Linked DNA regions of Mus musculus: region 1 is linked to region 2. A link is a contact called in ENCODE POLR2A ChIA-PET data. All regions are on one chromosome and are shown on one strand. The core of a region is the stretch at or near the end of the contact, and the rest is flanking DNA. Distances in the headings are between cores, read along the strand shown.

Region 1 (2,848 bases), core at 220-2,719, 280 kb after region 2:
CTGAACCGTGTGACGTCACTTCCGGGAGCCCAGCTTCTCCCTTTTCTGGTTGGCACCAGGCTTCAACCTTTTCCTTGTCCCAGCGTGGGATTCTTGGGAGCAGTTTGATTTCTTAGGGCCATTGTTTCAGTAGTGCAATAGCCAAAGGGAAAGAAGACACAAGTGTCTCTTTAGACTATCTTCAGTCCCATCGGGGTGGGTACATACTTTGACATATTAGCAGAGAAAAGGCTTGAAGTTACTCTGCCATACTACACCTTCCATTTCCTGTTTCTTCAGAATTCCTCTTCTGGTGACCACAATTTGGTTTCCTGGAATTCTTCTTAGTGTTCTCTTTTTTGGTCACACAATTGAAACTTTGTTTCCTCCTTCCTAGGAATGCTAGACTTTCTTGTTTTCCATAATTCCCAGCTAAATGTTCAGGTCTTTTAGATATGATCCACGGTTGAAGGGTTTACTTTTTTGTTGTTGTTGTTGTTGTTTTATTTATTTTTAAGGATGTAACTATGTAGTTGGACTTCTAACCCTGCTGTCTACATTTCCCAAATGCTAGGATTGCTGTTTGTGCTTTTTCTTCCCAGACTGGTGAATCTTGGGCTTCCTGCTAACTAGGCAAACACTCTATCAGCTGAACACCACCCGACAACCCCTGGGAAGGTCTTTGTCTTTTGTTAAAAGTTAATCTTGTATGGACTAGAGAAGTGGCTCAACTGTTTAAATAATGTGTAACTTATGCAGCCGACAAGGGTTTGGTTCGTAGCACCCACGTTGAGTGGCCCACAGCTGCCTTTAATCTCAGCCAGCTCTGGGGGGATCAATGCCCACTTCTGGCCTCCAGAAGAATCGCTTTCAATATAGGACACACACACCTAGACAAAAATATAATCTCCGTACTCCTCCACAACAGTGCTCTCTCCTTGATCCCACTATTGTCTTTAGCTGCAGCGTTCATCTAGCCAAAGGGTCGCCAGCCTCAAATGAGGGCAGTCGCAAATTCAAGTGGTCACACCATCCCATGACTGCCACATCCACCAGCTGTCAGTCTGGGCCCTTTGGCTTTCCTGTCCCACTTATAAGCTTCTTCAAAGCATGAAAACATGTGCTATATAGAAGATAATTTCTATTACTCAACAGCTCAAACAGAAAGTGGCAGAAACACATTTCAGGTACCCTTCAGAGACACGTTGGACACCGAAAGAAAAGTAAATTGAGGCTATATTATAGCAGATTGGACGAGGTATAATATATACCTCTTGGTCACCTTCATATTATGCGGTCTTAGAAGGTTCACGATTATTACTACAAGCTACAATTGGTTTCTCAGGCCTGGAGAACTAGGGTTTCAGTGGGGGCGGGGTGGAGAGTTGGTTCTAGCCGCCTCTCAGCGGGGTGGGGCGCACCCGCGACTGTCAGGACACGCCCCCTCAAGGCGCGAGGCCTCTCGGGACTTGTAGTCCCAAGGCCCACCGGAAGGCGTGAAGGGCAGGCGTTGCAGCCTTTCTAAGCTTGAGGTCATCTCTCTTTAACGCTCTCTCATTTTCAGGCGTGGCCTCCTGGAGCGCCACAGCACCCGGCTGCTCCGTCGCGTCTTCTGGGTTACAATAAAGTTTTCCTCCCTGTACGGAGCTCAAGATGGCGGCCTCCTGGTCGCCCTTGGTTACTCTGCGCTCCGCCGCGCGCAGCCGGCTGACTGGGAGAGGTGTTGGGTGCGGGGCGCGGGTCGTCGCAATCCCTCCTCCGGCCCCTGGCCCTGGGAAACCCCTGTGGAAAGGTCAGTGACCGTGTCACGAGCGGGCCGCGCAAGGCCCTGGGGTCACCCCACTGTCTGATCCCTCCCAGCTGCACCCGTGGCTTCACAAGTTGTAAGGATCCTAGAGACGAGTTCGTGTCTATTGACCTTTTGCATCTCGTTGCCCCAAAGAGCGCTGAGCGCCTCAGGCAGCTGCCCAGAGTAACTTCCATTTGAGGGTCAGAGGCCAACCCAGTTCTTCCCCAGGTAACCCAGGCCTGGAGAGGGCAGGTGTGCAAGAGCCCGGCTTGGAGGGATGGGGGTAAGCAAGATGGGGTTGGTGTGTGGGGAGCCTTTCACCCCAACCCATCTGGGCTCTTAAGGCTGGTGATGGACTTAATGGTCATGTCAGTCAGGGACCCTATGCCCCCTCCCCGCCCATTTTCTCGATGCAGTCTTAAATTCCTAGGGCATCACTTTGTCTGTTTGTCTGTCATTTATCTGTTTTGCCCCTGACCTTCGATTCTTTCGTTCTACTGTCATGTGTCTGTGAATGAGTGGTTAGCCAAATTACAATCACGTGGTCTCACTGTGTGGTACAGGCTGGCCACGAACTTGAGAACCTCCTGCTGCTCTTTCCCAGAAGTGCTAATTTTACCTCTCTTCACTGGACTGGTTTCTCAAAAGACAGCAAACCCTGTGTCCTTATTTCCTTGGCACGTAGGATGGTGATTGGTGTCTGATGAGCAGATATTTTCAAATGAACGACGTTATTCTCATGGTCTTCCTCAGTCACCTTTCCTCATCTCCAAGAGCTTCTTTATATACCTTCAAAATCGGATATAATTTAACAGAGTATATATATGCAAATGCCGATTCTCATCGTCTCAAGATAGGTTTTTTTCCCCCCTCAGTCATTGAAATAAATACCAGACTGTGAGCTTTACATGGCCCACTTAGCAAAGGGCCTTGCTATCAAGCCTGAGTTCAATCCCTAGGACCCATATGGCAGAGGGGAAGTACCAACACCCACCACTTGTCCTCTCTTGCGCGCGCGCACGCGCACACACACACACACACACACACACACAAAATAAGTAAAGTAAAAAATATTCCTTT
Region 2 (2,904 bases), core at 195-2,694:
CCAAGCTGCAGTGCACAACCTAGACAACTTAGATCATCACCACACCCAACCTAAAAGCAACTTAGCAGACACAGAACGCTCTCCCCCAGAGCCGCTGTTATACTCGAAACCTACTAATTATGGTTACCACCACCAGAAATAACCCATTAGGCGCTTGCTGTAAGTGCCATCAGCTTTAAGAATAACCGGTGCCATATGTCTTAGTAAAGTGCAACACAGAATCCAACATTACAATCTTAAACCTAACATCCCCGGAAACTGCACTGGGTTGCGTTCTGACGCGACCTTTAATGTGGAAAGACTCGAGAACTAAAAGCAAAGGAGCTTGCGACCCCACCAACTACCTCCTTCCATCAACGAATCCCGCTTAATCCTTCATGCCTGCACTTTTCCGTTGTAAACAGGAAACTCCAGAGGAAAGGAAACGGAGAAAATCCTATTTGTGCTTTTATAAAAGGAATAACGGCAGCGCTCTCCAACCCCCACGATGTGATTGAACAAATGAAAAAAGCAACCGGAGGAAGTGACGGGGTGGGCTGCTGGTGAGCTCACTTGGAAGTCCCAAACATGACACCCAGCTTAGGGGTGCCCCCAAACATCTGTACCAACAGCTGCAGCGGGGACACCGGGACAAGAGGGAGAAAGGGTGACGGGAGCGAAGGATGCGGAGTTGTGCCCACACGCTCTTATTCCCCCTCGGCCAACTCTTCTCTCGCCCCCCGTCCCAGCCCAGCCCGCTCCCTCCAGAAAGAACACCCAACAAAGCCGAGGCTGGGGAGACAAAGAGGCGGCAGGCGAGGGGCGTCCAGAACAATGCGGATCGGATCCCCGCCAAACTCCCGCGGACCACGCAGGCGGGCGGACAGCCCCGGAAATCGCCGCCGAGCTCCGGCCCCGTGGACAGCGGCCCTCAGGCCCCGCCGCCCAGGCGGCGTCCCTGGGACGCGGAGCAGCACCGGCGGGCAGGACGGCGCGGCCCGGAGCGGAGCGGAGAAGAGCGGAGCGGAGCGTCCGCCCGAGCGCGCCAGAGCGGGCCGCCGACGGGACTCACCCGCGTTCTGGTCTCGCGGCCAGAGGTAGTAGGTGGCGGGGATCACGATGAGCCCCACGAAGGAGGTGAGGAAGTAGAAGAAGGTGTTCCCGCTGTCATCGTACTGGAACTGCTGGCCCGCCATGGCTCCGCCTCCTCCGCCGCGCTCCCCTCACCGCCGTCGCCACGACCCCGCGCTGCGCTCCGGCTCCCGGCTCCCAGCGCCCCGGCCCCGTGTGGCGTAGCTCGGACGCCGCTACCGCCGCCGCCGCCGCCGCCGCCGCCGCTCTCCTCCCCGCCCCCACGCCGCTCTCACGGACACGCCGCCGCCGCCGCCGCGGCCGTCGCCAACTCTCGCGAGAGGAGCTAGTTCCCGCCCCACGCGGCTGTTCCCTCCCCGGCCGTCTCCTCCACACGCTCACTGAGGGAGACGTGGCGCGCGCAGCAAAGAAACTCTGTTGGACCCCGCCCGCGGCCCCGCCCCTGAGCCACGGACCACGCCCTCTGTTTTCCATAAGCCCGCCCCCGGGTCCCGCCCCCTGCTTACCAGGCTTTCCTTCCCAGCACCCTTCCCGGATTCCAGGAGCTTTCTTGCCAGGGTCCCCCAAGCAGTGAGCAGAGGCGAGCGTCCTAGGTGCGATTGGGACCTGAGCTTTTGCAACCTAAGCGAGGTTGCCAAACCTCTCCACTCTCTCCTATCCCTCTCACTTTTCCTCCACGTGAACCTCATGGAAACAAGTGCCATTAAAATAGGGAGCAAGGAAAAATAAATAAATGAAAAGAATAGGGAGCAAGGAACTCCTCAGAGTTCCAAAGCCTTGGTATTTGGAGCTGCCAGTTCACTAATGCTTTCTGTGACCCAAGCGATCATGTCTTCAATTTGTCAGTAAAACATGAAATAAAGCAAAATATAGATCGGTGGCTCTCAACCTTCCTAATGCTGCCACACTTTAATACAGTCCCTCATGTTGTCGTGACCCCGAACCGTAAAATTATTTTCATTTCTAGTTCATAACTGTAATTTTACTACTGTTACGAATTGTAATGTAAATATATGATGTGCATGATATATATACTCCCTCTAAAACGGTCTTTTGATAACTCCCCCTTAACAGGGTCAGGACCCACATATTGAGAACCAATGTCATATATGCTCTATTGATGAGAAAATTCAGACTCAAAACATTTTCCAGAGGTAACGCTCAATGGTTTGGGTTTGCTCAGGGCTTGAGGATCCAAACCCAGATCGCTCTGACGCCCCAAAGAGCCGCTGGCACTCCCCTGCAACCTGTGGGCAATCTGAAGAGGCAGTCACTCTCTGCTCCTGGCCACCGAATCTCAAGCTGGAGTCAGCTGAACTGCAGGATAGTCCTCTAACCTTGCAAAGATCCCACCAGAGTCCAGTGGTGGCCTTAGCAGGGTGGGTCCCAGTGTCTGCACTGCCCTCTGTGGATCAAGAGGACACAGGGCACTTTACACAGGACCGCTGTGAATAGTAAAGGAAACTGTGCAATATCTTTAAAAAGAGAAGCTACCGCGCAAGTACAAACATTCTGCTGTATTTTTTTTTAAGATTCATTTTTTATTTTTATGTATATGAGTACACTGTAGCCATCATGTGGTTGCTGGGATTTGAACTCAGGACCTTCAGAAGAGCATTCAGTGCTCTTAACTGCCCGTTTTGTTGTTGTTTTGTTTACTTTGCTTTTTGTTGGGGGGGGTGTTTTTTTTTTTTTCTTTTTGAGCCAGGGTTTCTTTGTGTAGCCCTGGCTGTCCCGGAACTCACTCTTTAGCCAGGGTTGGCCTCGAACTCACAGAGATCAGCCTGCCTCTACCTCCTGAGTGCTGGGAATAAAGCTGTACACCAGCACCAG

Evidence for each region. ChIA-PET counts read pairs that join two places held with the same protein, here RNA polymerase II (POLR2A).
Region 1: POLR2A ChIA-PET joins it to region 2 with 10 read pairs in Patski. The contact joins the promoter of Afg1l here to the promoter of Sec63 in region 2. POLR2A ChIA-PET finds 5 or more read pairs at or near these places in 3 of 5 experiments (Patski and embryonic stem cell).

Annotation. Positions count from the first base shown.
Region 1 is chr10:42,477,186-42,480,033 of GRCm38, reverse strand. It overlaps Afg1l (AFG1 like ATPase), which reads left to right and starts at 1,469. Exons shown (of 13, transcript NM_145743.2): 1 at 1,469-1,771. The coding sequence starts at 1,633.
Region 2 is chr10:42,760,036-42,762,939 of GRCm38, reverse strand. Sec63 (SEC63-like (S. cerevisiae)) reads right to left here and starts at 1,444. Exons shown (of 21, transcript NM_153055.3): 1 at 1,052-1,444. The coding sequence starts at 1,175.